2 separate regions of the Homo sapiens genome follow, and region 2 is linked to region 1. Evidence: chromatin loops called from intact Hi-C (ENCODE). Cell type or tissue: PC-3. All regions are shown on one strand.

Region 1 (8,000 bases):
TATAATGTCACTTAAGCAAAGACTTAATACTAGTACTATAATATTAAAATGAAGTTTTAATTTTTCATTTCTTCATATGCATGTTTCAATATATATAATTGAAAATGAAAATAATATTGAGGCATATTTGTATAGCAAAAGATCTAAAGTTATATAAGTCATTTCATAATTATTCTGGATATAGCCTATTTACCCAAAAGTCTTTTTTAAAACACACATTTCTTTTGTAAAACAACTTACGTGTGTGCTTCCATGTTGCATTTGTGTAACTTAAACTTATTTTCAAATAACGTTTATGTGCATGTTCCTTTTTATCTACCCTAAAGGGCAGGAAGTATTAAGGAGTATCCCATAACAAATTATCTGATAATTCCAGCTTGTAAAATGTATTAAATGTGCACTTCTCCTTTGAACAGATTGCATGAATATATTGACAGGCTTAAAGTAATGTTTCAATTGATAAGGAATTTGTTTGCCATGATTTACAAGTTATGCTAAGTTATTTGGGAACCTATGGGATTTTCTTTTTGGGGGAAGTTATGACAGATACAAAATATTGGAACAAACCCCTCAGTATCACCCTCACAATTGTCATCTTGTAGGACCTTATTTTTTTCTGCTGAGTGTGGTCTATTTTCTGTACAAACTCTAGCCTCTGCTATTTGCTATGCACGGAAATTCAATCAGATGTTTAATTGTATCTTAACATGAGTTCCAAACAGCTGGCTAATTCCCTTGTTTCTGATTAAAGTGATTACAAAAAATAAAATTTAACATGACATTTACATACAACTCTAAAAGGAATCATTATTAATAAGGTTTAGGCATTTAAGAGATGCAAGATTTTTTAGCACTAGGAATAACAATTTCTAAAACAATGCAACATTGTAACCAAACAGCAGTAGGAAAATATAGAAAACAATCATATAAATGTCTCCAGTTTGAAAAGACAGATCCTAGAAAGCTATCAAATAAACATTTAGTAATACCATGGGTGGCCTTGCTATTGTTGATGTGCCAGGGTCTGCCATGTACCTTTTCGGTTGCAGGTAACCAACAGTAAACATTTGAGTAGCTGAGAGGCAAGTGACTAAGTAAGCACAGCTGACACAACCCAATATTTGGGGCATTCATTTTTGTGATAGTATCAATAATAATATGCCCAACATTTACAACTAAATAAAATCTCTGGGGATTTTATTAGCACTACCAAATAAGATACTGTTTTTTAAAATCTCCTTGTACTGTTTTTTTGTTAAGTATTTTTTCATTGCCTTAAACATTTAACATCCTCAAAGGAAGGGTATCTCTTGGAAAATGAACTATACAATATTGGTCATTGTGCTACTTCTCTCTCATGATTGGAAAGATACATTAAATCTGTATTAACTCTTCAGACACAAAAGTGTTACATATCCAAAATCCAAAGGCTAGCAGCCACACATGTAATAATGTTACCTAAAATTATATAGCATATGTAATGTCGGGCTATTATTCGTAGTTTTGGTTCTGGTGAGAGTTTGTAGAATTAATAAATTGGCTATATTTAGATAAAAAGAAAGATACATGAAGCTTGTCCAATCGACGACCCAGGATGGCTTCGAAAGTGGCCCAACACAAATTTGTAAACTTTCTTAAAACATTTTTGCAATTATTTTTTTCAGTTCATCAGCTATCAGTGTTTGTGTATTTTTTTGTGTTTTTTTATTTTTATTTTTTACTTTAAGTTCAGGATACACGTGCAGAACATGTAGGTTTGTTACATAGCTTACGTGTGCCATGGTGGTTTGCTGCACCTGTCAACCCATCACCTGGTTTTAAGCCCCACATGCATTAGCTGTTTCTCCTGATGCTCTCCCTCCCCTCTCCCCACTCCCCCAACAGGACCCCGTGTGTGATGTTCCCCTCCCTATGTCCTCGTGTTCTCATTGTTCACCTCCCACTTACGAGTGAGAACATGCAGTGTTTGGTTTTCTGTTCCTGTGTTAATTCCTAGGTCGTGGATTGGACGAGCTTGATGTACACCCACCCATGGCTTCTCTCTGAGGGCATTTCTGGTGCAGAAATATTTCAGCCATTTTGAAGATGGACAGGAAGTGGAATTAGTCCCGACAGAGCTGCCCATAGCCAATGGGGAGTAAAAGTTTATAGAGAAATTCCATAGAATCTTTGTCCCATAGTGGGACATTTCAGTTATCCACAGTCTCTCAGAGATTCCCCAGCAAGACTGAGCTCCAGATATCCACAGGGTAACTTCCTGCACGTTCCCATGCCCTCATAATGCCTTGTGAGTTCCCCTTCCAAATAAACGATTTGTTCCCAAATCTTTCGCTCAGGATCTGTTTTTGGAGGAATCTAACCCAAGACAACCTTCTTCCCCTAGAAGCTAGAGTTCAAGTTCCAGCTATACCACTAACTATATTTGTCATTTTCCAAAATCACTTAATCTCTCAGGTTCTCTGTATCTTTGGAAATAAAAGTGTTGAGTCAAAAAAAAAATAAAAAAAGGAAAAAAGAAGGAAAGATAAATGAAGACCACTAAGGCAAATGTCTAGGTTTTCCTCTTAAAAAAAAATATTGTTTCTTTTACTGTGAGTATAAGTTAAAGGGTACACATGCCGGTTTGTTTATTGAATGCTTACTTAAATGCCAAAATGCTTAAATAGATTCACTAGATCCCATAGCAACCCTGTAAAATTAGAAATAGTCTTCTTTACTACACATTGGAAGAAAAAAGTGACACAGACTTTAAGAATGTTATCTGAGATCTCAAAGGAGGTAAGAGCAAAGTCAAATTTTGGAGCAAGTATTTTGACCTTATGTCCTATACTTTTTCCACTAGTCTACAGTTTTATCATAGAATTTTAAGTGTCTTCAGATGGCATCAAAGATTCATTATTTGCAGCAACTGAGAAAAAAATTATATCAAATTTGTTGATTATTGATATTGTTTCATGAATATCACTAATATAGATATAAACTTTTACTGTACTTGATTAGTTAGCAGGCTATTATTATTTTACAACAAATGCTTTGAAAAATTCTTCTAAACATCTGTGTGCAATCAAATTAATACATAAATTTGATCAGATCCAAATTGAAATCCCAATAGAAATTTTAAATGAAATGTTACAAGCTATTTTCTAATTTATTTTCTTGAAGAAATGCAGAAATTATCAATCTATTGACAGAAAGCGATGGAATATAATTTGCTCTTCCAGAAACATTTCATAAGGCGACAGTGCATGATACACTGGAATGAACAAATACACAAATAGGACTTGGAATCAGCTAGATCACTATTTGCATGTATATGTGATCATGTGTGTATGCATTTGTGTCTTTGGCTGTGTATATAGGTGTGTATTTGTGTGTATATATAAACTAATAAATTTGGAAAGATATCTGGGATATATGGGATATATATATGTATATATATAGTCTGAAATGTGAAGAGCATTTCAGAGCAATCCTCAGAAAAATTAAATTCTCACCTATTTTGCTGCATCTATAAACCTGTACAAATTATTTAGAGATATTATGTAGCGGTTTAAAAGGTGTTTTTTGTGTTTGTTATGATAGATCTCCAAGATGTATTGTTAATAGGAAGATCCAGGCATAGATCCAGGGAAAGGCAGATATTTATTTAATCTCAGTGCATTAAAAATTATTTGTGCATGTGCAATAAATGCATACAAATATAGACCAAAAACAAACAAACAAAAAAAAACCTCTTGAAGAAAATCCTCATATTGGTAAAAGGAATGGGATCGAGAGAAGAGGAAATCAAGGGTGTGAGTGACTGCTTCTCTGGTCTCGTAACTTTCTTTGATGGTCAAAGATTTTTGCCACAGCTCGTCGTCACATCCTAGCATGTCAACATTCATGTAAGAAATGGCAGGGAGTAAATCTCCTCAATCTATTTTATTACATAAAAAAAATACATTTCTGAGAAGTGTCCAACACACCTTTCCTAAAATCCCATTGGTTAGGATTGACATCATGCTCATAACTTTGCTGCCAAAATAACAGCAGAAAAGAAAGTAGTTGAAAATTCCTATCTTTGTTATTGCAGACAACCTCTGTCACCAAGAAAGGAGTGGATCATGATTCTTACATAGGGCACTAGCAGTGCCTACCACATTTTCATTACTTTAACATAAACTTTGAGAGGAAAATGTACCACACTTCCCTTTCTTCTCATGAACTCAGTAGCTCATGCTAAAAAATGGTGTCCTAATTGTCAGTGGTGCATTAGTTACAGGCACATTTAGAGGAGGGACATCTGCAGAGTGTTGTGGAAAATCTGACATAGGCTCTACAATAATGTGTCTTTTTGGACTTATAAAAAATGTGTCCCAATTCATGTGTGTGAACATCCTAGTGTTTCTAAATGGATACGAATTAGATTCCCGCTGTATCCCCAGAAGATTTGTTGCTGAAAGGGAATATTTCTCTTTTGAATCAGAATTGAAGACTCGGGATAATTCTTCTGTAACTGTTTCTTAATTATGAAAAATAGTGAACTAAAAAAAAATAAGGCATTTGGGGATTAGTCCTACAAATTGTTTTCTAGGAGAGATCGTATAAAAGATGACTTAACATTAAACTATGGAAAGCACAGACAAGCACTGCAGTGGATCATGATTTGCAAACATCAAACTAAGCAGAGAACTGACTAAGCCAGTGTCAGAGGTAAAGCTGCAGTCGTTAGTATGCGTCACCCAAGAAGTCAAACGCAGGGAGAATAAGAAGCCCTGGATAGAGGTTCAAGGGGAGGTCAGGTGAGTGCCTGCAGGATCAGATTCAAATTCTATTTGGAGACAAGAAATCTAGGAGGCTTAATTTTTAAAATAGCCTTAATAAATCTGCCAATAGATGGATTGGCAGTTTGATGAGGGAACAACAGCCCCGGAGGCTGAGGACTGAACCTTGAATGTGCTATACATTTAGTTCTTTTGAAACTCACCCAAAAGGAAAGCATTGGTATAAAAGAAATGATTAAGATTTCTTACCTTGGAGAAAGCAACAGGAAGTAACATATATTCACCCATTCTTTAAAACAGCGTTACAGAGATTTTCAGGCTTTGTCTGAGAATTGAATCTAACAATATACTCAGAAGGTCTTGACTTTCATGATGTTAGCTAAGAAATGGAACAGTTTCTTCTAGAACCATGAAACTAATAACCAGAGAGAAACTAGGAAAGACATTAACAAATTTAGGCTAGACAGCGACAACTATGCTCTCTACATAGAAATGGTCGCATATTCGTTTTCTATTTCAGTAGTATAAAATCATCACAGATTTAGTGACTTAAAACCACAAGTATATTTAAGTCACGTAGGTCATAATTCTAAAATAACTCTCGACAGGCCAAAATCAAGGTGTCAGCAGGACTGTTTTTCTTTTCTGGATGCTCTGGTGAAGAATTGATTTTTTTTTTTTTTTTTTTTTTTTTTTTTGCCTTCCCCAGCATCTAGAGTCTTCCTAGGTACTAGTGGCTACTTATCATCTTCAAATCCAACAATACCTATTAGAGTCTTTCTCACGTCACTCTGCTGCTCACTCATCTGCTTTCCTCTTCTGCATTTAAGGACCCTCGTGAGCACACTGGACTAACCTTAGTTATCCAGGACAATTTCCCTATAATAGATTCAGCTGATTAATAAGCTTAATTTCATCTGCTACATTAATTCTCTTCTGCCCTGTAAGGAAATATCTTCACAATTTCCAGGAATTGGGATATGGACATCTTTCTGCTTACCACTAAAAAACTATCAGTATTGCAAAGCCTCTATTACACATTGATTTGAAGCTTGGATAGAAGATAGTAAACACAGTACAGTCCTAATACTTAAAACACTTTTCTGCATTTCAAAAGAGCTTGTAAATCGATTAAAATATATTAATGATTAGGGGCAGAGGCAAAAACATTTAGTTCAATTAAGTTTGCATATACTGAGGGTGTTCTCTATTTTCAGAATCATTTTATGCACTTAAAGGGCAGAAAGGAAGTTCAGAATTGACCCAATCCTGATCCTCATCTTTCTAGAGCCCACAAAAGTATCACATTTCCAATCACCTATAGCAGTTTGATAAAAGGAAGTCATTAGAATATTAGTCTAGTAAATAAAGTTAAATATTTACTACTAATTTGATGTCACTTCAGCTATTGGCTAACTATAAGAGGAACATACTTAAAGAAAGAAAAAACTAAATATTCATATCCCATCAGGTCATCATATTGATTTAGAAGTTCTGTAGAAAGTGAAATAATCATGAGACAAATGTTTAAAAATAATTTTACATAGTAAATCAAAAGAAAATACTAGGTACTACTTAATGATGCAATGGATGATGTAAAAAATATTTTAGGTATTCACCAGGAGAAACCATTAGTGTAGTCCTCAAAGATCTAAATCATAGAGTTTATACTGTATTCCCTTCCCTTTTCTGCAGCCTCCATATTATAAAAGTGCCCTCTCCCTATTCTCCCTCCAGGGCTCAAGCCTACTAAAGAACCAAGAAAAATTCTGTAATACAATAAAATTCGTCTCCACCCTTTTTAATGGTTTAAAGGATCAATTCTTCTCCAAGGTACTTAATTACAAGATACTTTTTTTTAAAGCAGATGATTAATTTAACTATTACATATAATGCCTAATTGACAGTCCCCTAAACATGATTCAGTGTTGAAGGATTAATCCAAGTGAAACCATACATGCTGGAATTGCTCGCAGTGTAGGATGTGAAGTGAGATGGCTTCTGGAGTCAGGGAAAACTAGGAGGCCTCTCTGTTTGGAAGCCAGCTCTTGTCTGAATTGCTCCTGATATTTGCTTCCCTCGCTCTATCTCTGAATCCCTAGATTGTTTAAAACCTCCAAGTTTGTTTGTTTGCTTTTTGACAATAGCAAATGGGATTCCTGTGATTCAAGATTCAGAGAAGATAAGAGATGTGCATTTGTATTTGATTTTTTTAATAATATGTGAGAAAAGATCAGTAGTTTAAATATGTGTTGCCTGTTGCTCTTCCTCTGTACCAGTTCTATAGTTTGAGAAATTCTGGATTCAGATTGACTATTTTATATTCAATAGCACATCCACGCCTGACCTATTTAACTACATTTTTGACTTATTTTTCTAGTGATGGCATACCTTGTCATTTTATAATACATTCATAATTGAATTTAAATTTATTTTCCTTCTATGTTTAGAAAAATATAAACATCATAAAACTTTGGGTCAACTTGTGTGCTAAGGTAGAATTCAGTGTCAGTTCTTTCTCCTATTGATTCTAATCTCTTCCCTTTATTTTCTTCTTTTTATTCCTACTGACAAACTATAAGCAGTGTCACTTTACGTGGACTTAGTGATACTGAAATAGCCTCATGTAAGTCACTTCCACATCTAATTTGTGCTATCCAAATCAAAAATCCCTGAAAAATGTTCAACATGTCTAGGACTAGGTCAAATTACATTACTCAAACTTGCTTTCAGAGTTAACCATCATCGCCTTACCTTTGCTCTGGTCAGACCTGCTCTTTACATACCATTTACCTTGACTAAATGATCCACACCAGTCAAGCAACTTGATGTTTCAGGAAATAGCTCAAATTCTCTCTCAAACAGATCGTATTCCCAAATTCTAAACTCTCTACTCTCTCTTAATTCTCCTGTTCCTACTATCTCTACAATTTATCTCCTAATTACAGAGGTCTTTCCTGGTAATAATTTTGATTTATGCTTTTAAATTCATACTATGATTCGGACTTCATGCTTGGAGTTGGTTTGATATTCCTTAAGCAATGTGTCATCCTTAAAGCAAATACCAAATTTAAGAAATGTGTTTGCATATGAATCAACACCGAGTGTCTCATTCTGCTAGGCTACTGAGATAGGCATAGAGATTATTAATGCCTGTGAAAAACGTGAAACAGAGTTTAAGTATCAATTTGCTATTTTTGCCAGCGTTTCTAGTATACTACCTTAAAATTCAAG
Region 2 (8,000 bases), 340 kb before region 1:
ATCTTTTCATGGATTGAGATTTTTTTTAGAAAGACTTTAGAAACTACAATGTATGTGCAAAACCCATCTTGGACTTTGGAATTTAATATGATCGTATTTTACTAAGATAGGTAAGATCCAAAATGGATAATAAGAGATTTTATCTAGGCAAGAAGGCTTACTTTATGAAAAATACCTTCAATAACATTCGTTTTATTTAACTGTCAATTCTAAGGACTCTAAATTAGATGATGCTTGGTGGTTACCAAGTCAATTTAATGGACATAAATCATTCTGAATCCTACCAGAAAATTCTTTAATTTGTAAACAGAGTTTTGGGAACAATAAACCACGGGCTCTTGTGTATGCGTATGCATGTGTGTGTTTAATATAATTAATAGGCAGATTAGTGGCCTGAAATTTGTACAGAATAGGAAGTTCTATTTTTTCTTCCAAAGGTAACTCAAACTGGACCTGGCGTAGTGTTTAAACCCTAGAAGCAGAGATGTCTTACAAGTAAACATTTTAAATTGTGTGCATACCATGCATTTCCACAGTTTATATAGCCATACTCAAGAAAATACCAGATCTGCCTACTTATGCTTCTTGGAATAATTATACATTACTCGGTATTTCAACCATATTTATATAAGAGGTTTTATTCAACTCTGTATTTGCACATTATTTTCTATATCTTTAGTCTGCATATTTGTATTTGAAAATATTCAATGAAAGTATGTAATATAGTGGTAGATAACAAATGTGTTCCATTAGGTTGCACAATAGAAATGGAAATGTGGCTTTATGAAATAGATTATTATCATTAAAATTATATCTTTGATTTTAAAAGTTATATTTAAAGTAGATAACCAAATCATGTCTTAAAATTTTCCATGGACTATATTTGAGGCTAATTTTATTATAATTCTCATTTTGCATTATTATTCCAAGGCAGTAAGACCAGATAATTAAATTAACTGTGACTTTGCAACTAATTTTCAGATTTTTTAGAACATATGCTGCCTTTCATTTTCTAATTTATTCAAACTTTGACCTGGCAAGTTATTTACCCCTCCAAATTAACCTGAGGATCAATTTCACAGAACAATAACATTTTAAGAAAACTGAGTAGCATAGTATAGATTTTCATAAATAAATTAACGTTCTTTTGATTATGAATATTCCTGAACACCTGAAGAGCCAGATTTGAAATGGCAGGATAGCAGCCAACTACTGCCCTGTTTTTAAATCGGTGAGTTCACCATTAGGTCACGTCAGTCATCTGAAGAGTCAGGGTTTCATTCCTTAAGACATAACTGTTCCATAGCAACATCATTGCAACTGGATGCTTTTCCAATTAAGGATCATGTTTGGCTGCCTATAGCAGAAACCTGTCTATAGGGGCTTAATCGCATAGGGATAAATTTTATCACATAGTGAGAAAATCCAGGGATGATAATAAAGTGACTTCTCCAAACCATCCAAGTCCAGGCTCTTTACCTATCTCTGCTCAGATATCTTTAATTTAAGGCCTTCATTTTGATGTTCAAAAGTTGGCAACTTCATGTCTAGAGATTGCATTCTTGCTCCATGCAGTTAAAAGAATCAAGGACAAAAGACAAAAGAAAAAGACTGGCAGTGTCAGTGCCTTGGTGTGTTCAGGCTGCTTTACCAGAATACAATATACCAGGAATTTATTTTTCATAATTCTGGAGGCTGGAAAGTCTGACGTCAAAGCATGGCCACATTAGTCTGGTAAGGCTCCCATTCTTGATAGGCAGCCGTCTTCTCATTGCATCCTCCCATGATGGAAGGGGCAAACTCCAAGTCTCTTTCATAGGGCACTAATTTCATTCATAAGTGTGGACCCCTTGTGGTATATTCTTCTACCAAACGCCCTACTGCCTAATACCATCACATTAGGGGGATAGGATTTTAACATATTAATTTTGGGGGAGCACACACTTAGCAGCCAGCTAAGTCAGTTCTCTTAAACAAAAACAAAAATCGTTACCGGGAATACACAACTGGCTATTTCCACTGAAATCTCACTGGTGATGACTATATCAGATGAGAACCCTTAACTCTTAGGAGAGGCCTCACTGCGAGTACATACAACTGGGAACACCGGAATACTGTCACACATTTGCACACAAATCACAGTTCTCTTAGAAAAGAAGGATGAGGAAACAAATATCAAGTAGGCAACTAGGAGCATTTGTCATGGAAGCTAAGTATGATTGAGGTAAGAATTATTCAACCTAAACTCTACCTGTTGTTAGTGTAAATTTTTCCACTTTTAATCTGCTTCCCAACATGTAGTAACTGTAATTACTGTTAGTCATAAATTTTGCTCAAAAAAATAGCTTCATAATTTTTACATTCCTTTTATTCCACTGGATTCTCAGTTGCCCAGTCCCAGTGTTCTCTGCAGTCACCATGCCTGAGCTGCTTACTAGCATGGCTGCGTTATTACCATGTAATATTCATTCACTTCCAAAACCTTTCTCTATAGGTCCCTCTCACACCATCATCTCCTGTCCTTCTACTTCCCCACTCCCTTACTCTCACTGAATCTGATCTCTGACATCTTTGTGATTTGTGGGCATTCAAACTTCTAAGTCTGGCAAACAATCAGGTCCCTTCTAAATTTCTTTGCCACCTCCTTCCCCTGTCCTCACATCTCCATGTCATGAATCTGGTAACTGATAATTTTATCAGTGCACTCATTTTAGCAGTACACTCATTTATCCTCAAGTCCCCATTGACTTTCCATAGAATATCACCAAGACCTTATGTATAAGACCACATATTTTGCTGTGTCCCAACATAGTACGAATTCCCAGAAGCCATAGATGGTTGTATACAACCTCTGCCACCCTTATCCCCCATGCAAATAGGAAAGAAAGAGTTGGGAGGCCTTTATTTTATACCACCATTCTACTAGGGAAGTGAAGCTTACCTCTTTATACTTAGTACATTATGTGTGTATGCAGGCGGGTGGGTAGGCCCTAGCTCAACAGTATTAATATTTTTGATCTCTGAAAAAATAAATACCTGATACTCACTATTCACTAAATATTGTTTATTGTAATACAATAATTCAACTATAGAAAGCAGTAGTCTCTGAAATCTCAGCAATGTATGGAATCTTTACCTTAGGACACAGATAGTATGTACTTCCTTCCCTGAACCTCCTGGATCTCAAGAATATGAAATATTACAGAAAGAAAGAAAAAATTCTGGGAATCAGGTAGTTCACCAATACATCTCACAGAAAAAAAATGAACAATTGCTCAATGAAATAAAAGAGTCAAAAATCTCATAATAAAGAATAAATCTTTGGGCAATTAAAAATTAGTATGACTTTTGGAGATAAAATCTTCTGGAACTCTTACTCAGTGCTGGGGAATTCATTTTTGCTAGATATGCAGGACTCTGTTAACATAGGCTACCAGCCAGCACTTACATGAACTTTTTGTTATGATAAACTTTTTATTGCAATGGTGCACGTAAGAGGGATTTGACCTGCATATGCCCTGAGAATTCTTTTCCAGAATGTAACTCACTTCAACAAGGCATTTAAAAACATGGGTATACTTTAAATAAAGATGTCTTCAGACTTCAGTATCCCATGCCCTTTAAAATCACAACCACTCAAAGAAATAATTGTTTGACTTCAAAATAAAATAAGTATAAAGATATACTTACTAATGATATGAATAAAATAATAATTATTATTAACAATTCATAGTCTTTATTAGATATGATGCCAAAAATCTACGTTGAAGATCTCTTTCTTGGTACAAATGTTACCTGAAAACATACATTTTTTTGTATATATCCTGTATGTTTACTTTTCAATTCTTTTGAAGTAAGGCCACAGGGATATCTAATTCTGTAATCTTATAGTTCTAAACCTGGACATAAGAGGAACAAGAATTTTCAACTAAAACTTGTTTAATATTATGCTTAAGATTTTAATAAAATGTAGTAAGAGTTGTATGTGAACTCTGAATGAGTTCTATATGAGCAGTAAGAACAAGCAAAATTTACTGATTGCCACCAATTATGTACAGGTTGCTGCTGTAGGTCTTTCTTTGGCTTGGGCTTGAAGTGAGATGCTATATGTAGGTATAAATATGACCCTAGATTCAAAAGATTCAATTATAACTCAAAATATGCAAAGCATCACAAAGCAGCATGGGAGATGCATTTGTCATATCTTAAGCTAGCTCTCATGTTACACAAATGTGCATTTTATCTATGATAACCTTAGCAACAACATTTTTATCTGGTTAAAACTCCTCCAGCATTAAAATCATTACTCAGCATTTCTCACAAAATATTGACCCTTCCCACGCCTAGCACCACCACAACATACCATTTTTGGAAATATGAGAGATGGTGATAGACTACTATATTCTGATCCTATAAACCTTTGAAAAACTTTGTTGGAATAATCATTACTGCTATTAGCCAAATATTCCCAGCTTTTCTTTTTTAGGCACATGGTAGGATTCCTCCCTTCCTTTGGAATTCTCTACTCTTGGAATTGAATTTGGCTTTTTAATTTGTTTTGGCCAGCAAAATGTGTGAAGTGCTGTTAGTAGCTGTAGAGAGAAGCTTTTAAAGCTAATTTGTAACTAATCATTCTCTCTCTCTGGCATGATAACGGGCACTATTAAAACACTGACCACACCATCAGCCTGGACCCTTTACTGACCACAATTAACAGAGACCTCTGCCAACCACGATAGAAATAAGGCATGACTGAGAAACAAACCTTCTTTATTTTAAGTCATCAAGACTTTTGCATTTGAATACTGCATCACACGTTAGCGTATCCTGATACAAGTGGGAATTTTAACTTACTGCTCTGGGACTGAACTCTCATGGAAAACCTGAACCAACAATCACAATCGAGTATTAATTTAAGATCTGTATTCCTTGTACTTATTCATTCAGGAAACATTGGAGGGTTAGGATAACATTGATAACTTTACTAGACTTGGGAGTATAAAGATGAATTAGTTGTGGTCCTCGACCTCAGTAACCTTATATTCTAATGTGAATTTCTGAGATGTAATTAAATAAAATAATAAGAAATTTATTTTGTAGTGGGTTCACATTAGTCGATTTTGCAGGTGGTCAAGCTTTCCATGGGAACCATTGCTCTAAGGACATTATTCTAAGCTGAGAAAACACCCTGTGCAAAGAATGAAATTATAAAAAAACTATTTAGATTACGTTGATAATCTTACTACAGCTGAGGCGCATGTCTATATATTAATTAGAATACATATGTCCAAAGAGATAGAATTCCAAGTTTATTTTTTATATTTTTCCCACTCTAGTTAGCAACCTAACAAAATATTTAGAGTTCGTGCTAAGCACCATCAGGGTTATTCCAATCTATATCTTACATTGAGACAGGATTCCTGCAGAAATAATTCAAAAGCATATTTTCCCTTGTTATATTTATTTTGGTTTCAGAAGAATTTGGATGTGTATGGTTGCATAACTTTACAGCTTAATTTATTGAATATTTTTGAATATTTGAAAATGTGTACATTTCCCTTTATTCAGTTGTGAGAACCAAATTTAGCATTTTATAAAAAACTTTCAGCAAAAAATTCTTTATGATCCTATGATCCTATGCCACCACTTAACAAAGTCCATGTGGGAATTCTGTGTGATACCAGGTGGCCTGTCTCTTCAGGAAGTGCATTTTCATAAAAAGGGGTTGTCAGGAAAAGGTGTCATATATCCATTGGGTAGCTTTATTGTATTTAATATTTTTCTTTATTTTTATTCAAACTGTATTTTAAGAAATTCATCAAAATATGCTAGGAATTTTGTTTTTCTTTTTTTTTTTTTTTTTTGCTGCTTCTCACTCATGTGAAATCCTCAGCCACATCACTTTCTGGTTTTCCTGCTCTTGTAAAAAATGTTGGTTGGGTTGGTTAGAGTCTTGTCGCTTCTAACAGCTAATAAAAATGTCCACACCGAAAAATCCATCCAAAGGCCAACTTTTTGTATCAATTTTGTGTTTACGTTTTAGGAAATTTAAGTTCAGTTATTTTGTGTTTTAGGAAGATGGTAGGAAATAGAACACTGTGTCATAGTACCATTTTTCTTAGTACACTATATATAAATTAGGTGGATATACAAATTGAATCACATCTAGAATAAAGCTATAGCCAACTTCCACTTCCTCAGCAATCACAGCAATATGTTATAAACTCTCCCGCATGTGGTATTAAATACTCTATTTTGAGTATCTCTGTGATTGCAACTTTTCTTTAGATCTGAAGAAGACATTTAAATTTCCAATTGCTGGCTTCACTTAAAATTGGTTTTCATTTATCCTGATCTGCATGCCTGATCCTATGCAACTACCATGCTGACATAGAACTCTTTTTCTAGTCTTGATTGCTTTTACATATGGTTCACTAGCTCTTGCCAACAAGCCTTTCTTAAAACACTCAATTTTTTCCTACTTATTCTGTTGTGTTTTGTTTTGTTTGGGTTTGTTCAGGGAGAGAGGGTCTCATTCTGTCTCCCAGGCTGGAGTTCATTGGTGCAAACATAACTCACTGCAGCCTGGAACTCTTGGACTCAAGCAGGACTCAACTCCTGCCTGAGCCTCCCTGAGTGCTGGGACTACGGATATGCCCTACCACCTAAGGCTCCTACCTACTGCATATTCATTTGGTCCATTTGCCCCTTTTCAAGAACTACTTAATATTCTTCATTTCTAAGAGCATTTTATGATTAAACATACTTGGAGAAAATATTCTTGGAGTCTCAGGTAGTACATGTTTAAACAAAAAATCTATGTATATTAATCCATGCTTCTTAAACATTAATGTGCATAAACCAACTAGGATGTTTCTAAAATTCAGGCTCTGCAAATCTAACTAGCTCCCAGGTGATGCCACTGCTGCCCATCTAGACCGTGCTTCGAGTAGCAAGGTGTTACTCTATCAATATCTGACATCCCTTGGGAATGATATAATCAATTATTGAAAATATTTACTCAACATTAACTACAACTGAAACAGCAAGCATTGCACTGCACCGGACTGTAATGATTAACTACTGAGCAAAACAATCAAGATCCTTGAATCTCGGATTCACATTCCACTGGATAATTGAGTAATAATATAAAATTTTAAAATCTTTCATAAGGTCAACAACGAAAATATCGTCCATACTATAGAATAAATGGGAAAAGTGTAGTTCACTTAATATGTTTCAGGAAGAACCAATTTTCTGAGGAAGTAGCAAATAAACAGTAAATTGAAGAAAGTTAAAGGAGTCAATCCTGCAGCATGGAAGAAAACAGCCTCCAGAGAAATTAGTACGAAGTCTAATCTAACAAGATTGAGGGAATTTAAAGTATAGAAAGAGGAGACCAGCACAGCTGAAGCACAGCAAGTGCTGGGAGACTGAAGGCCGATCTTGAAGGGCCCTTTCATCTTAGTAGGGCCTTTAGACTTTGGATGTTTTATCATTCTAAGATTAATGAAAATTTATTCAAGGAGTATTTAGTTATTTCAGTAGAAATGGGCAAAATCTTTAATTTGTGGGGAACATATTAGAGAAGAACAAAAGTATAGGCATGAAAACTATTGAGAAAGCAGGTTTAGATAACTAACTGCTAGTAGTAAGGGTGGTGGTGGGAGTGATAGTAGTAGTAGTAGTTGTTTATTATAGAATTGTAGAGATCAACAATGATTATGATTCATTGAACCCAGAGAGAGTAGGAGAGTCTAAGACTGATTTTTGAGGTAAGATGACTTGTGATGTGGAGGAGAGAGAAGGAATAATAGAGAACACTTATGTGTTTGCCTTGAGCGACTGGATGGCTAACAGCACTATTTACTGATGTGTGGAGCGTGGGCTAAAACAGGTTTGAGGAAAAAAGGCATATATACATTTCACTGTAGACATGTAGAGATGGTAAATAGCTGACTAGTCATACAAGTCTGGAGCTTAAGGGTAAGTTCAGACCA

What was found. Peaks named below come from ENCODE experiments on the same cell type or tissue, not always from the same donor. Only the 100,000 strongest peaks of a DNase experiment are listed, where the experiment ranks them.
Region 2: a loop joins it to region 1, with 11 times the contacts of the local background. A loop is called at or near these places in 2 of 110 quality-filtered maps.

Annotation. Positions count from the first base shown.
Region 1 is chr3:79,531,613-79,539,612 of GRCh38, reverse strand. All of the region lies in intron 2 of ROBO1 (roundabout guidance receptor 1), which reads left to right. Among named protein-coding and RNA genes, the nearest start is that of MIR3923, 28 kb to the right of the region's middle. In PC-3, no CTCF peak of the experiment used is centred here; DNase peaks (open chromatin) are centred at 4,692, 7,522 and 7,812; H3K4me3 peaks cover 716 bases; H3K27ac peaks cover 2,577 bases.
Region 2 is chr3:79,868,110-79,876,109 of GRCh38, reverse strand. No RefSeq gene overlaps it. Among named protein-coding and RNA genes, the nearest start is that of ROBO1, 100 kb to the right of the region's middle. In PC-3, no CTCF peak of the experiment used is centred here; a DNase peak (open chromatin) is centred at 3,449; H3K27ac peaks cover 2,172 bases.